2 separate regions of the Homo sapiens genome follow, and region 2 is linked to region 1. The links are chromatin loops, found by intact Hi-C in ENCODE. Cell type or tissue: PC-9. All regions are shown on one strand. Links, peaks and the distances in the headings refer to the core of each region. The heading gives the core; the rest is flanking DNA.

Region 1 (10,111 bases), core at 634-8,633:
GAGCCTGACTCAGCAGGGGGAGCCTGGCCTGCCTTCCGCCCCCTTCGCGTCCTCCCCCGGGGCAGAGGAGAGTGTTGTGGGGAGAATGCGTTTCTGTCCCTGTGGGAGAATTTGTCCCGCTCTAGGGAGGAGAATCTGGTATCTGTTCTTCTGGGAGACTGTGTGTCTGTCCATGGGCGGTGGGGCCTTCTGTCCCCACAACGGGAGGTTGTGTGCCTGTCTTTCTGGGGGTGTCTCTGTGTCTTAAGATCTTTATGAGTGTGGCCGATGGACTGTGGTCTTTTGGAATCTGCCTGTTGGTCTCTTTGGAGCATCACTGACCTCCACCACTCCAGATCATCTCTGTGCCCCCCTACACCCCACTTCCCCAGAAGTGGGGAAGAGCTTAGCAGCTCTGTGCCTCTGTCTCACAGCGGCCAGGACAGGCCCCTCAGGGGTTAGCTCTGAGTAATTCTCCAGCTCTGGCTCTGCCCCCTCCACAGTGCCAGGGCCCCTGAAGGTCTGGGGCCAGATGCTACCCTGCAGGCCAGGCTCAATCCCTACAGCAGTGCCTGAAATATCTCAAAGTGATTTTAAAGCAAGATCTCAAAAGTGATCTTAAACCAAGTGATCCCTCAAAAAGGGAAAAGGACCCACAATTGTCCAGAGACTACTGTGGGCCATGTGTGCCATGCTAGGAGCTTCGTGTTCACCTTATCGATGCTTCTCACAGCAACTCCAAAAACAAACATAATCCCCATTTTACCGGGGAGAAACTGAGGCCTACGTGGTGGCTCAAGGTCACACTGGCACAGTATATGAGCAAATCTGGATTTGAACCCAGGACTCTCTGGCTCTAAAGTGTATGCTCTTTCCACGGCTGTGGCTGTTCCCTGAGCGCCTTAGCCAGGAGTGGCCTCCACCTGGCCCCACAGCAAACCTGGGGGAAACTCCACCACCTCCACAGGGAGACCAGCCTTCAACTTCATCCAGGCTTTCCCATACCAAGAGAGGATCCCCCAGGACTGTGAGAGGGACTGGGGTGGGAAGGAGAAAGAAGCCAAGAGTCAGTACATGTGGGGTTTGGAGTAGGCAACAGGATATGCCAGATCCCGGGGCTGGGGAAGAGGACCCTGCAGCTCGACCCACGCACACTTTGTAGGACACACACACACACTCACATACACATGCACAATGGCTGCTGGACACAGTGCACAGATCCAGCTGTGGGGGTCATTGCAAAGATGCCCAGACACACACACGTGCATGTTTCATGTGGTGCACACCTGATATATAGAGCTGTTACCAACAGACATGAAGGAATCAGTGGAGTCATTACACACAGATTCACAATGGTGTGCAGGTCATTACTCACACACACACACACACACACACACACACACACACACACACAGTCAGAACCACCAAAAAGAGGATGATGAGGGAGTGAGAAGAACGTTTGAAGCTGTTGTAGGAACAAACCAGCTCAGGGGCCTGACCAAACCCACTCAAGCCCCGACCCAGAAAACCTAGACCTCTTCCTCTGCTCCCCACAGGCACTCACAATGGACAGCCCACCAGTGCCCCTCTGCCCTCTGGGCCTAAGACCCGGACTACTGATGTACACACAGAGGAACAGGCATGCACACACACATGCCTTTGAGAAAACACCTATGTGAACACAAACTCACAACAGATGTGTTCCCCAAACATAATATGCAAAAGCCACATAGGCCTTTCCAACAAGCATGTACACACAACAGTCACTCGGGCGCACAACCATCCCACAAACATATATCCATGCAAGACTCTCACACAAGCACATCCAGTGCCAGTCACACAAACACACAACCACCCATGCACTCACACAGACCCATGGATCCATGTACACAACGTAGGAAGGAGGAATACAAATGCACACACAAATCAAATGCACACGCAAATCAAATGCACACATGAGTTAAATGCACTCACGATGGGGATATGTGTGCACAGACCATGAGCATGACACACCTTCCTCCCACAGCACGCACCACTGCCCCTCAACCTTCCATCTTGGCACAAACAAGGCCTGGGCTTGCTCCATCAGCTCCATCTCCTCCATGCCTGAGACAGGCCCTGCCCAACCTGCCCCAGCCTGCTTGAGTGGGGCCCCGCCTGCTCCCAGCACCAGCTGCCAACCCAGCTCAGCACAGGGCAAGCTGCCCACTGCTCGGGCACGTCGCTGCCCCACCCCCTCCTCCTTAGGCCTGCCATCTCAGCATCTGGGCCTCAGCCTAGGCCGCACCTAGCCCATTTCTGCAGGTGAGTGGGTAGGCAGGGTGCTTGATCCCCACAGCTGGAGGTGAGGAAAGGGACCAGGCAGTTAAGACCCCACGAGGAAGGGGCAGCCTGGCTCAGAGCCTCTCACCTCCAACCCTGTGCCTTCTTTTTCATTTTTATTTTATTTATTATTTACCTATTCTGAGACAGGGTCTCACTCTGTTGACCAGGCTGAAGTGCAGTTGTGCGATAGCTGCCTGCAGCCCTGAACTCCTGAGCTGCAGCAATCCTCCTGCCTTAGCCTCTCAAGTAAGCTAGGACTATAGGCACATGCCATCATGCCCGACTAATTTTTTAATTTTTAATTTTTCACAGAGACAGGGTCTCACTGTGTTGCCCAGGCTGATCTCAAACTCCTGGCCTCAAGCAATTCTCCCATCTCTCAAAGTATTGGGATCATAGGCATGAGCCATCGCACCCAGCCCTTCTCCTTTTTAGGTGGACCCCTCCTCACCAACATTGGGTCCCCACAGGTAACTTCCTGGTTGCAGTCAGCAAACACATCTAGAACTACAGTTCCACTGTAAACAAGGTATTCTGTCCACACTGCCCCTAACCAACAAACACATCTACACACACACACAGACACACACACACACACACACAGGCTTTCAAGCACACACACCACCACTGGAACAGATACCTAACCAGCACTCCCTGTCACAGGCCCACAGCACACAGCCCTGCACGTGCAACTCAATCATATATACTCCCAGCACACCACACGGTGTCCCAAACCCCCATCTCACACATAGTTTCATGCATAGTCCCCATAAAATATGCACAGCTGGACACAGCGTCTCTATGCATGTCTCAACACACAGACTTGCACAGTGTCAGGAGGCTCTTGTCATTGTCCCAAACACAGTCATGCCAGCTCTGCACTGGGATAGCTGGCTCTGGGGGACAGGTCTTTGCACACTGCCCACCCATTGGCTTTGCAGTTCCAGGACATCGGAGTAGCCTTCGTTTTATCCCTGCTGCCCCTACCCAAGAGCCATGATAAGCCTGGCTGGGGCAAGGAGCTGCAAAATGTCACTGCCAAAGCCATGCCCTCTCACAGACCAGCCCCTCAGGCATGGGGAAGAAAGCAGAAATAAGCCAATGGCTGGTAAGAGCTCAAAACCGTAGAAGCCCTATGGCACCTGAGGTGGACCTGGGAAGAGGACACATAAACCCTTGAGCCTGCTGGCCCAGGAGGGAGCTGTGCAAGGGCCGGGCAGACCCAGGAGGGAGCTGTTCAAGGGCCCGGCAGACCCAGGTGCTGGAGTAGTAGGGGCAATGACGGTGGCAGGAAAGTCATCAGAGATAGGGCCTGAGGTTAAAAAGCAGTAACACCCCTAGAGCAACTCAGGGCAGGCCAGGCCCTTGGAGGGCGCCAGACTCTCCTCCCTGTGCCCTTCCCCCTCCGCCTTTCAGCTTAGGAGTCAGGCAGCAGGTGTTCAAAATGCTCCCACTAGCCTGGGCGACGTGGTCAGAACTTGTCTGTACAAAAAATAAATAAAAATTAGCCAGGCAGGGTGGCACACATCTGTGGTCCCAGCTACTCAGGAGGCTGAAGTGGGAGGATCACTTGAGCTTGGGAAGTTGAAGCTGCAGCTGCAGTGAGCCTTGGTCACACCACTGCACTCCAGCCTGGACAACAGAACGAGACCCTGTCTGGAAAAAAAAAAAAATGCAGCTCTCACTGGGACTTCTGGGGGCTGACTCTGCTCTGCTTCCTGACATGAGTGCTGGTAGCATGATCTGTTCAGTTTGTGAAACTTCATCACACTGTAGACTTATGACTTGAGTACTTCTCTCTATGTATGTTACACTTCCATGAAAATTGTTTTTGTTTTAAATAAATCTCCCCGTGTGTATGAAGCTCCACATCTTTCTGGGTTGGTGTGCACATGTCTGTCTGTGCCTGTCTGTACCTGTCTGCGCCTATGCACATACAATCTCCCATAGGAATTATTCCTTGTCTCTGGTGCCTGAGGCCCTCCATATGTGCACCTGACAGTACACACACGCGCACACGCATGCACACACCCACAGCCCCCTGCCTGCGTGTCTTCCCTCCATGATGGCAAGGCTGCCGCTGCAGAGGGTGGGGAGGGAATGTAGTAAGGCCTTTCTTTCATTTAACAGCAGATATTTACAACCATCTGCTCTGTGCCAGGCACGGGGATACAGAAGCATTCCAGTCAGACTGGGCCCTGGCCAAGCTCACCGTCTGCTGGGGAGGCTGTGGTGTGGTGAGAAGGGCCCTGTGGGGTAGCACAGGGTAGGGGGAGCCCAGCCTCGGAGGGGCAGGGACGGCTTCCAGAGGAGGAAATCCTAACTAAATTGGGAAGATGAAAGGCTCACAAGTGGATGGGTCAGCCATAGGAGGTGCATTGCAGACAGGGGGACAGCAGGCACAGGGGCTAAGGGTGTGAGGGGGTGCGACTTCCTCAGGGAACCCCCAGGGGATTCAGCTGCCTGAGTGGAAGGCCACGGCAGAGGTGACTTCAGCGGGGTCAGGCGGGCCTGGAGTGCCAAGCTCAGGGGCTTGTGTGTCTCCAAGGAAGGGTTTGGGCCAGGCTGGGACATGATTGGGATCAACTGGAAGGAGTGCTGTGGAGGAAGGCGCACTGAACTGAGAGTGAGGACACGGAAGTTCTCACCCTGGCTCTGCCCGATGCTGCCCAACTCCCCTCTCTGAGCCTCCAAAACGACAGCGTGCTGCACCTCGGAGCCGCTGGCTCACAGGCGGCTGCTTTCTCCTGGGGCCTGTCTGCTGCCGGCTTGCCTGTCCTCCTGGGTCCTGCCCACGCGCTTCTGCCCCCAGGCCCGTGCAGGCGTGGACCTCCCGCGAGGGCCTCAGCAGTCTCCAGGACAGAGAGTGGAACCCGCCACCTGCTGGAAAGGCCGGAGCCGGCGCAGAGCTAGCGCGGGGCAATGTGGCGCCCTCTGCGGGGAGCCCCTGCTGCCTCGCGCCGGCACTCAAACCTCCAGTACACAGTGCAGTGGAGGGCACACCAGCAGCAGCACGCCTGTCTCACCCTGCTCCTCAGTGCCCTCCGCCCTCAGCTCCCCCCACCCACCCCCCACCATGGCCCCTGCGTTGCCAAGGGCACAGGGCATAGGAGGACGTGGACTGATCCACCCCAAGCTCCGCTCACCAAGTCATGCCCTAGCCTACATTTCCCATGAGGATGGGAGCTTCCTCTGATTTGCACAAAGCCCCCCTGTCGGTTAGTGGTGGCCTGCAACCCAACAACCTCCCAAGTCAGCCTCCTGGGATAGGGAGGATGTAGTGAGGGGGTGGGAGGGTGTGCAGGCTCGGCTTCCAGAAGCCGGGAGAGCAGTTTCTTTCCCTGCTCCTCTGCTGCCTCCTAGTGGATGTCTGATGTCTCTCCGGTTTGCACAAATCCATCCCGCTTCGGTCAATCCTAGCCGTCTTGGTGCCCATTCTTCAGAAGTTCAAGCAGGCTGACAGCAGGCTGCAGGGAAAGAGGATAATCTACGGCTGCCCACGCTTCTCTGTGTCCCTTGGGTCCCCAGCACAGCACTGTCCCCCAGTGCCAATACTGGATTCTCAAAGTCTAGAAATGAAGGCAGAAGCTGGTGTTGGAGATTTTGCCCCTTTAATCAGCTGCACCTCAATCCCCTCTGTGCTGGCTCAGGTTCTTATGCTGCAGGAATCAAGGCGAGCCTTGCCTCTCTGGCCTCGGTCTCTCTGCTGTGTTTCCTGTGGCTTGTTTGATTTTGTTCAGGACAGGTTGTTTTGTTTTGTTTTGTGTGTTTTGGGTTTGTTTTTTTTGTTTTGTTTTTTGGCTTTTTGTTTGTCTGTTTCGAGCCAAGGTCTAGCTCTGTCACCCAGAATGGAGTGCACTGGCACGATCTCTGCTCAATGCAAACTTTGGCATACCCCCCCAACCCCCGCCCCCAGTCAAGTGATCCCAAGTAGCTGGGACCACAGGCATGCACCACCACCCCCGGGCGTGTGTGTGTGTGTGTGTGTGTGTGTGTCTCAGGGTCTCACTCTGTCACCCAGGCTGGAGTGCCATGGCGTGATCTCGGCTTACTGCAACCTCTGCCTCCCAGCTTCAAGCGATTCTCCTGCCTCAGCCTCCTGAGTATCTGGGATTACAGGTGTGTGCCACCACACCCAGCTAATTTTTTGTGTTTCTGGTAAAGACAGGGTTTCACCATGTCAGCCGAGCTAATCTCAAACTCCTGACCTCAAGTGATCTGCCCGCCTCGGCCTCCCGAAGTGCTAGGATTACAGGCATGAGCCACTGCGCCCGGCCCCAGCAATTTTTTTTTCCTTTGGTGGAGATGGGGTCTAGCCATGTTGCCCAGGCTGGTCTCAAATGCCTGAGCTCACGCAATCTGCCTGCCTCTGCCTCTCAAAGTGCTGGGATTACAGGCATGAGCCACTGCACCCCCAGCCATTTTTTCTTTTGTTTTTTGTTTGTTTGTTTGTTTTTTGTTTTTGAGACAGAGTCTTGCTCTGTCACCCAGGCTAGAGTGCAGTGGCACGATCTCAGCTCACTGCAACCTCTGTCTCCTGGGTTCAAGCTGGGTAGCTGGGATTACAGGTGTGCAACACCACACCCAGCTAATTTTTTGTATTTTTGGTAGAGACAGGGTTTCACCACGTTGGCCAGGCTGGTCTCAAATTCCTGACCTCAGGTGATCTGCCTGCCTCAGCCTCCCAAAGTGCTGGAATTACAGACGAGCCACCGTGCCAGCCCTCTGCTCCTACCTTGTTTGGATTTTGTGAGATTCCATCTTGAGCCTGGAGAACGGTACATGTATGTGCTTCCTGTACTGAGTAAAAGAGAACCATTCAAAGGAGGGGAAATTGAAGAGGAAAACTAGTAGACAGTATTGGGGTTACAAACGTGAGCCACCCCGTCCCTGGCCGTTTTTTCTAAACATTTGAATTAGTTGCCAACATTTAAAAATCAGAGGCATATGCAGGAGGATCACTTGAGCCCAGAAGGTCGAGGCTGCAGTGAGCTATGATGGCAACCACTGCACTCCAGCCTGGCAACACAGCAAGACTCTGTCTCTAAAAAAAATAAATAAATAAAATAAAATAAAATGAAAATAAAGAGATTTCATGTAAAAATCCAAATTTCTAATTTATTTTGCAAAGTTGAAAATTCTGGCCACTCTGGAACCACATTCCCAGGTGGCTATGATTGGCAGAGGGTGAGTAAAGAGGCTGCCTCAGATCTGATCCCAACATTTGAGGAACCAGGAAAAGGTGCAAAAGGAGAGCCATAGTTCCCAGCTCTTCTCACCTCAGCTCCTTCCTGCAGGCCAGGGGCCTGGCACACAAGTCTGTGGATGCCCCAGCTGCTCTTCCAAGTGCTATCTGTACTAGGCCAATAGAAATATGTAAGTAACCATCCTGGCTAACATGGTGAAACCCCGTCTCTACTAAAAACACAGAAAATTAGCTGGCTGGCCATGGTGGCTCACGCCTATGATCCCAGCACTTTGGGAGGCCAAGGCAGGCGGATCACGAGGTCAGGAGTTCGAGACCAGCCTGGCCAACATGGTGAAACCCCGTCTCTACTAAAAATACAAAAATTAGCTGGGCGTAGTGGTGGGCACTTCTAATCCCAGCTACTCCGGAGGCTGAGGCAGGAGAATCGTTTGAACCCAAGAGGCAGAGGTTGCAGTGAGCTGAGATCATGTCATTGCGCTCCAGCCTAGGCGGGGCGAGACTCTGTCTCAAAAAAAAAAAAATTAGCCAGGCGTGGTGGCATGTGCCTATAGTCCTAGCTACTCAGGAGACTGAGGCAGGAGAACCTCTTGAACCCGTAAGGTGGAGGTTGCAGTGAGCCGAGATTGTGCCACTGCACTCCAGCCTGGGCAACAGGGTAAGACTCCATCTCAAAAAAAAAAAAAAAAAAGAAATATATAAGTAAATTAAATACAAATGGAAGCCACTTATGGAACTTTCTAGTAAACACATTTTAAAAAGTAGGTGAAATTAATTTTAATAATATATTTTATTTAACCCAATATACTCCAAATATCATTTCAATATGTAATTAATATAAAAAATTAATAATATGATATTTTACATTCTTTTTCCCTTATATTAAGCCTTCAAGATTGAGTGTACAATTTATATTCTCAAAACATCTCAATTCGGATTAGCTGCATTTCAAGTCACGTAGCCATATGTGACTAGTGGCAACCTTACTGGACAGTGCAGATCTAGACACCCCTAATTCTCACCCCAGCTGCCCCAGGACTAATAGTATGCAGGAAGTGGGGCATGGGGAAGAAGTCCAAGCAGCTCCTGGAAGAATGCTTAGGCCATTTGGACAGGACTTCAGGACACAGGCCCTTTCTGGGCATGTGCACTCCCTGGACCCCTCGGATTTCTCACCCGGGGGGAAGAGCAAAGCCAGAGGAGAAACAGAAAATTAAACCACACTTGTGTCTACATTTCAATCTATGTGAGAGAATAAGAGCCCCATATGCTTCAAAAAAAGTAAGGCAGGCTGGGCGCGGTGGCTCACACCTGTAATCCCAGCACTTTGGGAGGCCAAGGCGGGTGGATCCCCTGAGGTCAGGAGTTCGAGACCAGCCTGACCAATATGGTGAAACCCCATCTCTACTAAAATGACAAAAATTAGCCGGGTATGTTGGCATGCGCCTGTAGTCCCAGCTACTTCAGAGGCTAAGGCAGGAGAATTGCTTGAACCTGGGAGGCGGAGGTTGCAGTGAGCCAAGATCACACCACTGCACTCTAGCCTGGGTGACAGAGTGACAGTCCGTCAAAAAAAAAAAAAAAAAGTAAGGCAAAGCATAATTCTTTGTGAACACAAGGAATATACCAAAGTTTCAATGAGCAAACAGCATTATGTGTCTGTCTACATTTTCTTTTTTTTTTTTTTTTTTTTTGGGAGATGGAGTCTCACTCTGTCACCCAGGCTGGAGTGCAGTGGTGTGATCTCAGCTCCCTGCAACCTCCACCTCCTGGGTTCAAGCGATTCTCCTGCCTCAGCCTCCCTAGTAGCTGGGATTACAGGTGCACGCCACCACACCTGGCTAATTTTTTGTATTTTTAGTAGAGATGGGGTTTCACCATTTTGGCCAGGCTGGTCTCGAACTCCTGACTTCTTGATCCTCCTGCCTTGGCCTCCCAAAGTGCTGGGATTACAGGCGTGAGCCACCATGCCCAGCATAATGTCTGTCTGCATTTTCTTATAGACTTACTTTGTTCTTTTACCTTAGCTGCCTGCCCCCATTGGCATTTAAGATTTTTATTCCCTTGGCCAAAAAATAAATAAATAAATAAATAAATAAATAAATAATAAAAAACCAAGGTCTTATATTCTGTCAACTTTTAACAATGAGAGTCAGAAATATGCCTAAGTATTGATGTTATCTGAGCATTAAGTTTGAGGATAGGCCAGGGCATGGTGGCTCATACCTGTAATCCCACACTTCTGGAGGCCGAGATGGGCGGATCACTTGAGCTCAAGAGTTCGAGACCAACCTGGGCAACATGGTGAAACCCTGTCTCTACCAAAACTACAAAAAATTAACTTGTTGTGGTGGCATGCACCTGTAATGCCAGCTACTTGGGGGGATGAGATGGGAGGATTGCCTGAGCCCAGGAGGTAGAGGCTGCAGTGAGCTGAGACTGAGCCACTGCACTCCAGCCTGGATGAAAAAGTGAGACCCTGTTTCTAAAACAAAAAAACAAAAGTTAGAGGCTAGCCACCCAGATGGCCTCCCAGAAAAGACAGACTTCAAAGGAATGGAGTCAGTGTTCCCAGGGTTTTACTTCTATAGGCAGAAACAG
Region 2 (10,111 bases), core at 933-8,932, 740 kb before region 1:
TCACTTGAACCAGGTAGGTGGAGGTTGCAGTGAGATGAGATTGCGCCATTGCACTCCAGCCTGGGTGACAGCATGAGATTCGGTCTCAACACAAACAAACAAACAAAAAAACGGTACAAAGATTCAGAGGACTATGAAATTGGTAAAACTTTCAGGGTCCAGTGATCAAGGTACATGGCAGGGCATCCCTCCCAAAGTAAATGAAGGGGAGAAACGAGTCTTATTTGACATGTTAACTTTGAAATGTCCATGAGGCATTCCAGTGGAGATGTGAGTAGGCAGGTGGGGATAAGAGTCTGGAGCTCAGGGGAGACCTTTCACCCCATATACCTCTCATCTGTGTTATCTGTATGTGCATGAAAATACCTATCAATTACTTATCACCATCAATTTATTGCCATTGTCTTTGATGCCTTCTAGTTTTTAGCATCTACCTCTCCTTCTGTACTTTCTTTTTTTGAGACAGAGTCTCGCTTTATTGCTCAGGCTGGAGCGCAGTGGCGCGATCTCAGTTCACTGCAACCTCCACCTCCCGGGTTCAAGCAGTTCTCTGCTTCAGCCTCCCGAGTAGCTGGGATTACAGGTGCATGGCACCACACCCGGCTAATTTTTGTATTTTTAGTAGAGATGGAGTTTCACTATGTTGGCCAGGCTGGTCTCGAACGGCTGACCTCAGGTGATCCACCCTGCCTCGGCCCCCCAAAGTGCTGGGATTACAGGCCACCATGCCCAACCCTCCTTCTGTAGTTTCTATTTCTTTTTTCTTTTTCTTTTTTTTTTTTGAGACAGAGTCTCGCTCTGCTGCCCAGGCTGGAGTGCAGTGGCATGATCTCAGCTCACTGCAAGCTCCGCCTCCCGGGTTCACACCATACTCCTGCCTCAGCCTCCCGAGTTGCTGGGACTACAGGCGTCTGCCACCACGGCTGGCTAATTTTTTGTATTTTTAGTAGAGATGGGGTTTCACCATGTTGGACGGGATGGTCTTGATCTCTTGACCTCGTGATCCACTCACCTCGGCCTCCCAAAGAGCTGGGATTACAGGCATGAGCCACCGTGCCCAGCCATTTTTTTGTATTTTTTAAAGTAGAGATGGGATTTCACCGTGTTAGCCAGGATGGTCTCAATCTCCTGACCTCGTGATCCACCCACCTCGGCCTCCCAAAGTGCTGGGATTACAGGCATGAGCCACTGCGCCCGGCCTGTTCTTTCTATTTCTTATTTATTTCTACTTATCTCCTATGATCCATTGTACTTTGCTGAGTCAAGCTGGATGGTGTTCACAGTGCCACTCCTGAGACCCCAGGGCTCGAGTGAAGGTGGAAGAGAAAAGTCTCATCTCTACTGCATAGGCGAAAACTGGGAAGTGTGTCTTTAGGGACCCCAAGGTCCCCATTCTCTGGCTCCTTGTTGCCTTTTATTGCCTAATGGCAAATATTCTTCCTCTCTAACAGAACCTGGGCACAGGGGAGGCTGGCAGAACCCTGGTCTCTGAGTTGATTTCTACTTCTGACCTTGTGGGAAAAGGTTCTCCCCTTTTTTGGGCCTAAGTCTGTCAAGTGTCAGACTGGGGCAGCTGGATCTGACGTCCTCTGTGACCCCTTCCAGCTCTGAAATTTTTAAAGACCTGCAACCATGGAATTCTTCTCCCAGAGATGTTTTCATTTTAAGGACAGTGTTAGTCTACTGTGGCTGCTGTAACAAATTCCCACCAACTTGGTGGCTTAAAACAACAGAAATGGAGTCTCTCACAGCTTTGGAGTCCAGAAGTCCCAAATTAAGATGTGTGTATGGCTGTGCTCCTTCTGAGGGCTCTCGGGGAGAACTTTCTGGCCTCCTCCAGCTTCTCATGGCTGCAGGCGTTCCTTAGCTTGTGGCTGCATCATTCTAAACTCTGCCTCCATCTTTCTATCACCTTTTCCTTCTCTATGTGTCCATGTCTTCTCCTGTCTCTTAATGACACTTGTCACTGGAATTAGGTCCTACCCAGACAACTTAGGATGATCTCGCCTAGAGATCCTTAACTTGATTACTACTGCAAAGACATTTCTATCAATTAAGATCAAATTCACAGGTTCTAGGATTGGGTGCATATATATATATATTTTATTTTATTATTATTTTTTTGAGATGGGGTCTCGCTCTGTCTCTCAGGCTGGAGTGCAGTGGTGTGATCTTGGCTCACTGCAACTTCTGCCTCCCAGGCTCAAACGATTCTCCTGCCTCAGCCTCCCGAATAACTGGGATTACTGGTGTCTGACACCACGCCTGGCTAATACTTGTATTTTTAGTAGAGACAGCGTTTCATCATGTTGGCCAGGCTGGTCTCAACCTCCTGACCTCAGGTGATCTGCCCGCCTCAGCCTCCCAAAGTGCTGGGACTACAGGTGTGCGCCGCCACACCCAGCCCTTTTTGGAGCCACCATTCAATCCATTATAAGGACCAAAGTTTTGGATCTAAGCAAGGCATCTCTCATGGGTGGGGAGAATTTTTTTGAGTGGGAGGAGAGGGCATGTGGGCTCCTAAAGGTTCCACCTTGTAGAGTGCAGCTTTCCCATCTAGCTACCTCTGGTCCTTTCAGATCTAAACTCCTAAGGGCGAGGGCTAAGCTTCTCTCCCTGCTTCTCCCCTCAGGGCCCAGTGGATGCTGTGCACACAAAGGTACTCAACGCATGCTGAACTGTCTGCCTCTCTCCGAGGGTGCTCAGTGGGCTGGAAGTAGTGTGGGCTGCGGGACTGAGAAAGATGTTGAGAGAGGACTGCGGGTTGGTGGTGAATGGAGCCAGGCAGGAAAGGGATGGGCACCCTTGGCTTTGGGCTGGTTAACTCCCATCTGCTCTGGCTGGGGGAGGGCCTGCCAAGTAAAACCCCTTGGCCTGGAGAGACTCACTGGCAGGACAGACCCATGGTGGGACTCCTTTCCCCCGCTGCTCACCTCCCCACACAGACCCACGGGTCTGCTCACTGGGCAGCTTCAGGGGTTCCCTGCCTCCAGTTGCTCCCTGCTCTGACCACACAGTACACAGCTGCAACACTGACTGGAGCACTCTCCTGCTCAAACACCACCCATGGCTCCCTGCTCTCGCTGGGTCAAGGCTAAACTCCTTCAAGGGCTGCTGTCATGGGGAACTCAGCTACTTCTCCAGCCTGAGAATACAGGATTCCTTTTCTAAAATCCTTCCCCTTCTGGCTGTTCCCCAAACCTCTCCCTGGATCCTCTCCCTCTGGGATTTTCCTGACACTGTTCCCTCCTTCTAGAGCGAGTCTCTTCCTTCCAGCAAATCAAACTCTAGCCATCTTTAAAGGCCTGGCTTTATGCCTTTCCCTCTGAGCAGCCTTTCTGGATTTCCTAAGGTGGAAGCGATCATTTCCCAAGATCTTCCCGAGGAGGAGGTGATCCCCCATGTCTCCCCTATGATGCCTCCCACTTTCTATCTTGTCTGTTGCTGTCTATGGGCAGGACTCATTTCCAACACAGAGGTCATGCTCTGTTGGAAGGAGACACGTCCACCTCACTCCTAGATTCCCAGCAGCTCACACAGGGCTTAGCATGTAGTAGGTGTTTACTAATTATTTTTCAAATGAATAAACTACCCCATGCAGCTCTGTACACTGAACTCCAGCAGCTCCACGGGCAGAGTTCTAAGGCTGGAGTTGCATGTAACTTCCTGATCTGCTCTCTGGGCTGATTTGATTTGCCGGTGGGTGGTGCAGAGCCACAAACTGAGCTTTCCCTGTGGGCTTCTCCTCCAGGGCTGTTTGTGGTTCCTTGTGGGTGCTCTGTTCAAATGCATGATACAGAGTTGGTCCGAAATGGAAAGTTTGTCTTAAAGAATTAATACACTTTAAACAATATATTTCATATCTATAAATATATGCAAAGTTTAATATAATGAATATCTATGTATCCACCACCCAGCTTAAGGAAGAGTGTTGCCAGCATAGTGTGTGGATACCCTCTCCTTTTCCGGAGTCCTGATAAGGTCACTCTTTCAAGTTTGCCTGACACCAGAAACAGGTACAACTTAGCTGCTCAGGGACTATATGAGTCCTTCTGCTAAACTACTGGGTTTCAGAACTCTTTTTTGTTTTTTTTGTGGAGCGGAGCCCAGGTTGGAGTGCAGTGGGGCCCGGAGTGCAGTGGGGCGATCTTGGCTTACTGTAACCTCCGTCTCCTGGATTCAAGCGATTCTCCTGCCTCAGACTCCCGAGTAGTTGGGATTACCAGCATGCACCACCATGCCCGGTGTATTTGTATTTGTAGTAGAGACGGGGGGTCTCACTATGTTGTCCAGGCTGGTCTTGAACTCCTGACCTCAAGTGATCCGCCTGCCTCAGCCTCCCAGAGTGTTGGGACTACAGGCCTGAGCCACTGCGCCTGGCCGGGTTTCAGAACTCTTAAAGTCACCTACATTCATACTAAAAAGGAGATGGGACCCTTGAACAAACAACAGAGTTTTAGTGGCACCGCTCTGCAGCGGGCTGTCTTCTGACGAGTAACTTTAGGAAGCAGATCAAGTGTGCAGTTTTGAATGGCACCCCATAGTGGGGAGGTGAATGGCGCTGGGGATTCTGGGTCTCTGCCCCAGGGCCCGGTGCCACTGCACTGAAACCTCTGCAGTGTACGCTTCTGTCCCTAGATGGCACTGCTGTACTGTGCCCCTTCCCACCTGGTCCAGGTGTTCTGGGAAAAAGAGGCATTTTGTATTTTGGAGACAATGGAAGAGATAAATGCTTTAAATTGAAAGGTGGAACTCTGGCCCAAACTTCAAACCGGCAGAGCTAGGTGCTAATTTCAGCTGGCTGCTCCTCTGAGCATGGCTCCAGAGTTCACATTCTGATCCACTGACAGGATCTGCATGACTGGGTTGGTTGCATATGTGAAGTAAACAGAATAACAGAACCCGACCTATCTAGGGCTTTGGGAATAATGAAATTATTTGCTTTATATAAAGTGCTTAGAACAGTGCATATTACATGGTCATTGCTCAATAAAGTTCAATATTCTTTTCTTTATTCTTTTTTTTTTCTTGAGATGGAGTCTCTCTCTGTAGCCCAGGCTGGAGTGCAGTGGTGTGATCTCAGCCCACTGCAACCTCTGCCTTTTGGGTTGAAGTGATTCTCCCACCTCAGCCTCCTGACTAGCTGGGATTACAGACGTGTACCACCATGCCCGGCTAATTTTTGTATTTTTAGTAGAGACGGGGTTTCACCATGTTGGCCAGGCTGGTCTCAAACTCCTGACCTCAAGTGATCCACCCTCCTAGGCCTCCCAAAGTGTTGGGATTACAGGCGTGAGCCACTGCAACTGGCCTCTTTTCTTTTTTCATTTGCATTGTAGTGATCTATCTGAGAGAGTACCCTCTCTCCCCGAGGGCAGAGACCATAGCTGGCTGCTGATACCTGTGTCCCATGGGCCCAGAACAGAGGAAGTGCTTCAGAAGCTAGTTCTCTCTCCACCCTGCCCCTATCACATGGAGGAGGGGGTCGCTGCATTCCATGTGTCTTCCATGGAGACCAGGCAGGATCTCCTGCCTGGAGAGAGCTGATGGGTGGGCAGATTTGCAATCTGAGCTGTTCAAGAATGGAAGGGGCTTCCTGGTGAGGAAGTAACTTACTGGGCACTGGCAGTGCACAAGCAGAGTGCACTTGCCACACAGGATGCTGCAGAGGAGACCCTGGTTTCAGGCTGGACTGAGCAGTGCTGTCCTATCTGGAGGTCCCCTCTGTGAGTGAAATGCTAATTCACTATTGCAGGAGCTGTCATGCTTCCTGAGGTTGTGAGAGAGATGGGAAGGGGTGGGAAGATCTGAGGGAATCAGGAGGAGAAAGTGCCCTGATTCCAGAGAGCAGGAGAAGGTAAGAGGCAGCTCTAGGCCTTTATCCTCCCTGTCAATATGTAGGAATGGTCGGGCTTCAATATTGGGTGGGGTGTAGGTGTCTGCGGGTGGGCCCTTGACTTTGGCAGGGCCTGTGGTCAGCTTCTGGGTGAAAGCTGCCATCTGTGGGCCCCTCGTCTCCCCATCATTCACCCTGCTCACTCTGTCTTCTTCTGATGGTCTCTGGATTCGTTTGAGTGTCTCCTCTGCCCTCGTGGTTGCCCAGACCAGATGCTTGGCCATCCCCTCCAATGCCTCCACTCCTCCTCCCCACCCGAGTCCAACAGGCCTACTGGGAGACAGAAAAGTGATTTCAAGAAAGTGTTAAGGTGATCTACTGGCCTCTGCCCTTGCCCCTGCAGCAGGGGTCCTGCTGAATCCTTAATCAGGTCATGTCACTTTGCTATGTGCCCCACTATGCTATGATGTGCGTCTTCTGGTCTCAGCAAAGGAAAGCCAGGTCTTAATGTGAGCCTCTCAGGCTCTCAGCCCCCATCTCCCACAATGCTCTCTCCATCCATCACCCCTCCCACCCTCAACCACATGGCTGGCTCTCCCGCCTCCTTCAGGTCTTCAGAGACATTACCTTCTAGTGAAGCCTTCCCTGACCACACTACTTAAATGTATGATCCCTCCTCCTGCCCCTCCATTCCCCTCTCCTGTGTTATTTCTCTCCATAGCCGCTGCCGCCTAACATACTGTCTTTAAGACTGGCTGCATAACTTGTAGTCTCAATGCAAAATGAAAATGTGGGGACTTTCATTTAAAAATTATTAAGAACTCCCAGGCAGCAGAGCGGGACCCTGGGTGGCTGCCTGGGCTGCATGCCCACATAGCGGCCCTCACAGTGTTCTTTTATTTTATGGTCCTTCTTCCTCACCCAGGAGGTAAGCCCTACTAGAGGAGGGATCTGGGCTTTGTCCACAGTAGTATTTTAGGATCTGCAGCATCTAGAATGAAGATGCTTTCTCACTTTTCTTAAAGTGAGAAAGGAAAGAGTCACATTAGAGGTCAGCACAGAGAAGGAGCACCTCACTCAGCCAGAGGGTGTGGGGAAAGGCTTCAATGAGGACGCACGAGGCAGCCGGGTCTGGAAAGGTGGGCGCAGGGCTGGGGGAAGCCGGTTGGGGCCTAGACAGCCTGTGGGCATGAGTGCAAGCATAGGGGTAAGAGAGTGCAGACCCCCGGGCTCTGCGGCTTCTCCATGGAGCAGTGCTGGGGATTCAGGCGTTACCCTGAAGGGTTGGGGTTGCATGTGCCTTGGTTCCAATCTACCTGTGTGACCTCAGTAGATGACTTAACCTCTCTGACCTTCAGTCTCCTCCTCAGTTGTCCTTATTATAGGGATAATATAGGGAATGGCATAGTCTAGAGCATACAGTAAAGTGTTGGGTACAGTAATGATAATATCTGGTGTATTTGGTGCATTTGGTGTCTGGACTGGTGGAAGAGGCTGGAGGTCTGTGTAGCAGGTGTTTGGGGAGTAAGGGGGCTGGGAGACAGTGGATAGGGTAGGCTCAGTGTCAGCCCTGCTTGCTTGAAGGGCTGCCAAGAGGGGACCCTTAGAGGTTAAGGAGATTGGGACCAGGGAATGAGGGAGACTTGTTTTTGAAGGCCTCTAAGATTCTGGCCTAAACAGTGTGGCCTCAGGGCCTGGGGCATGGTGTTTAGAGAGGGAAGAGTTGCTCCCCATCCCTCCTCCTCAGCATCCGGTCACAGACAACTGAGGCTTTGAGGGCTGAGGACTGAGCTGGCCATGGGTGGAGGATGGGTGCTCTCCAGAGCAGAGTTCTCATGCCACGGAGGCAGCGGTGTCTTCGCAGGGAAGCAGAGCACAGCCAGTGCAGGCTTGCTCCTGCTTATAGGGCAGTATTCCTGGGGCCCCGAAATTAACTGGAGGACTTTCTGAGGGACTACCTGAGGCCCTGCAGCACGCAGCTGAGGGCCAGGAGCCTCTCTGACTTGGGCATTGATGTCAAAGTGACCCCATGTTCACTCAGGCTGGTGACCTCCTTAGCAAAGTGCCTAGCACATAGTAAGTGCTCAATTAATGGGAGTTGATAGAACCTGTGTCCTCAGTGTGTGTCCTCAGGAGGGCTCTGCAGGGCACTGAGGCCCGGTGGAGAGAGGGTGGGCGGGTAATGACAAGCACAAGGGCAGGAAGGGACCTTAGCAGAGGCTTATCTGCACTAAGCCCATTTTGAGAAGAGAAGACTTGCACGAGCATGGGGCAGAGGCCAGACAGGGGGACAGTGGGCCATAAGGAATCTCCCCGCTTCCCTGCCATGTCCCTTGACTAGCCAGAGCTTCAGACGTGAGTGTCCCCCTCCTGCTGGCCTCCACCAGGAAGCTGCTCAGGTCCCTCAGACCCAACATGTCTGAGATGAGCTCTTCAGCCGCCTTCCCAGCCCCTTGGTCTCCCCAGCCAGCCAGTCCCAGAAACCTGAGAGTCGCATGAGATCCTTTCTTCATCTCCAGCCCCTGGCCCCTCCATCACTGAGCCCGAGGCAACATCTACACTTTGGCCACGCTGCCTGCCTCTGGCCACTGTGTTTTTGCTAGCGTGGTGCCAGGCCTGACCTCCTCTCTTCTCTTCCCCTGGGTCATGCCCTCTAATTTGGGCCTGGGTGCTCAGTAAGTTCTAGAAGCAGTGGGTGGCCAGGGGGTCTGGGGCACGGAGGACTCTTTTTTTCTGGTCTGGGTCCTGGGTTGGGTCCTTGTCCCCTATGTGTCCCACACCTGTCAGCTGGGGGCGCTCCTGCCCCACAGAACCCCAGCATCCTGGCTCCAAGTGGGGGTGGGGAGCCTCTGGAGCCTCTCCCGGCAGCTGGGCCTGCTTGGCCTGCCCGGCAGGTCTGGGTGTGGGTGGAGAAGGCCAGGAGAGGGGTTGGGGAGGAGCACGTCTGTGTGTGGGTACAGGCCTCGGGGTGTGGGGGTACAGGAGCTGGGTGGGTGTGTACATGCAGCTTAGCTGTGTGTGTGTGTGTGTGTGTGTGTGTGTGTGTGTGTGTGTGTGTGGTGTGGGCAGAGTTCATGGTGTGGGTTCTGTGGAGCCTGGGGACCTCACGGTAGGATTCCTTGGACATAGGTGAAAGGCTGGGCCTGGCCTCGTTTGCCCTCCAGCTCCTTCCCCAGGGCTCCCCACCTCATCACCCACTGGAGGCAGATCTTCAGCAGGCTCCTTTGGAGGGCGAGCTTTGAGGTGTAATCCCCACTCTTCACCTTGGTTCATCCCTAAAACGGTTGTAGCCTCAGTGTCCTTGTAAGTACAATGGGGAGAAGGACACCAATGTTGCAGGACTGTTGAAGGGACAGTGGGAAGCACCTAGGGCCTGGCCTCCACACAGTAGCAGGAGGGATGGAGGTGTCACAGCTGTGCCAGGCAGCAAGAGCTGCGCCCAGAGAGGCTGTGCCCTCAGGAAGCTGGAGGGCTGGAGGGTGGCAGAGGCCCACCACAAAGCTGTGGGGTAGGGGCGGGGAAAGGGCCATCAGACCACAGAGCACAGTGGTCCGGGCTCAGAGAGGGGACGCTCCCCTTGTAGGAAAGACAAGATTTCACCAGGGAGTGCACTCCAGGCCATGGGCGGCCTAGCAAAACCAGGGAGGTGGAAGATGTGGGACCTCCTGACAGCAATAGCGGTCTGGTGTGGTGAGGATCTGTGGGGGTCAGGCTGCTGGGTGGGATGGCTGAGTGTTGGGGCCTTGACCGTTAGTGAAGAGCCCGTAGTGGAGGGCGGGGCCCAGGCAGGGAGACCAGCTGGGGTGGGGCTAGGGGCCCGAGTGGTCAGCAGGCAAGAGGGGCCGGGGCCTGGGCCTGGATGGCAGCTGGAGGGGAGAGGTTCACTGGGAGGAGAATCTCCTTTTCCTCTTGGACTGCATCGTAGGGAATCGAGGTTAGATGACTAGAAGAACTTCCTGGCGCAGATCTGGGGAAGCCCTGGCCCAGAGGCCTGGCCTTTACCCATCCCTGGATCCTCTGCCTCTCCCCAGCTCCCACTGTCCTCAGACACCCCTTGCCCCTGTCTGGGATTCTGGGGGTGAGCCCCGGCCTGGCCGAGGCCTGCTGCAGGGTGAGAGTTATGTTCCAGCTCCATTGAGTGATAAGTGCCACACTGCGACCTCTCTGGGTCTTCCCTGCCCACTACGGTGGGGGCGTGGGGCCCCTGCTCCATGGGCTGGGCTTCTGACAGGACAGTGGCAGGCCAAGGAAAGGACCTACCAAGCCCACCTTGGC

Evidence for each region. A loop is a pair of places that touch in the nucleus more often than their neighbours do. Peaks named below come from ENCODE experiments on the same cell type or tissue, not always from the same donor. Only the 100,000 strongest peaks of a DNase experiment are listed, where the experiment ranks them.
Region 2: it touches region 1 in a loop (9-fold over the local background); 21 of 110 quality-filtered maps call a loop at or near these places.

Annotation. Positions count from the first base shown.
Region 1 is chr12:52,874,448-52,884,558 of GRCh38, forward strand. No RefSeq gene overlaps it. Among named protein-coding and RNA genes, the nearest start is that of MIR9898, 19 kb to the right of the region's middle. RefSeq lists a silencer at 1-6. In PC-9, for the core only: a CTCF peak has its summit at 5,581; DNase peaks (open chromatin) are centred at 5,236 and 5,644; H3K4me3 peaks cover 825 bases; H3K27ac peaks cover 1,533 bases.
Region 2 is chr12:52,135,065-52,145,175 of GRCh38, forward strand. No RefSeq gene overlaps it. Among named protein-coding and RNA genes, the nearest start is that of SMIM41-AS1, 22 kb to the left of the region's middle. RefSeq lists an enhancer at 8,939-9,756. In PC-9, for the core only: CTCF peaks have their summits at 4,651 (motif pointing right), 4,857 and 8,617 (motif pointing right); DNase peaks (open chromatin) are centred at 4,657 and 8,747; H3K4me3 peaks cover 53 bases; H3K27ac peaks cover 216 bases.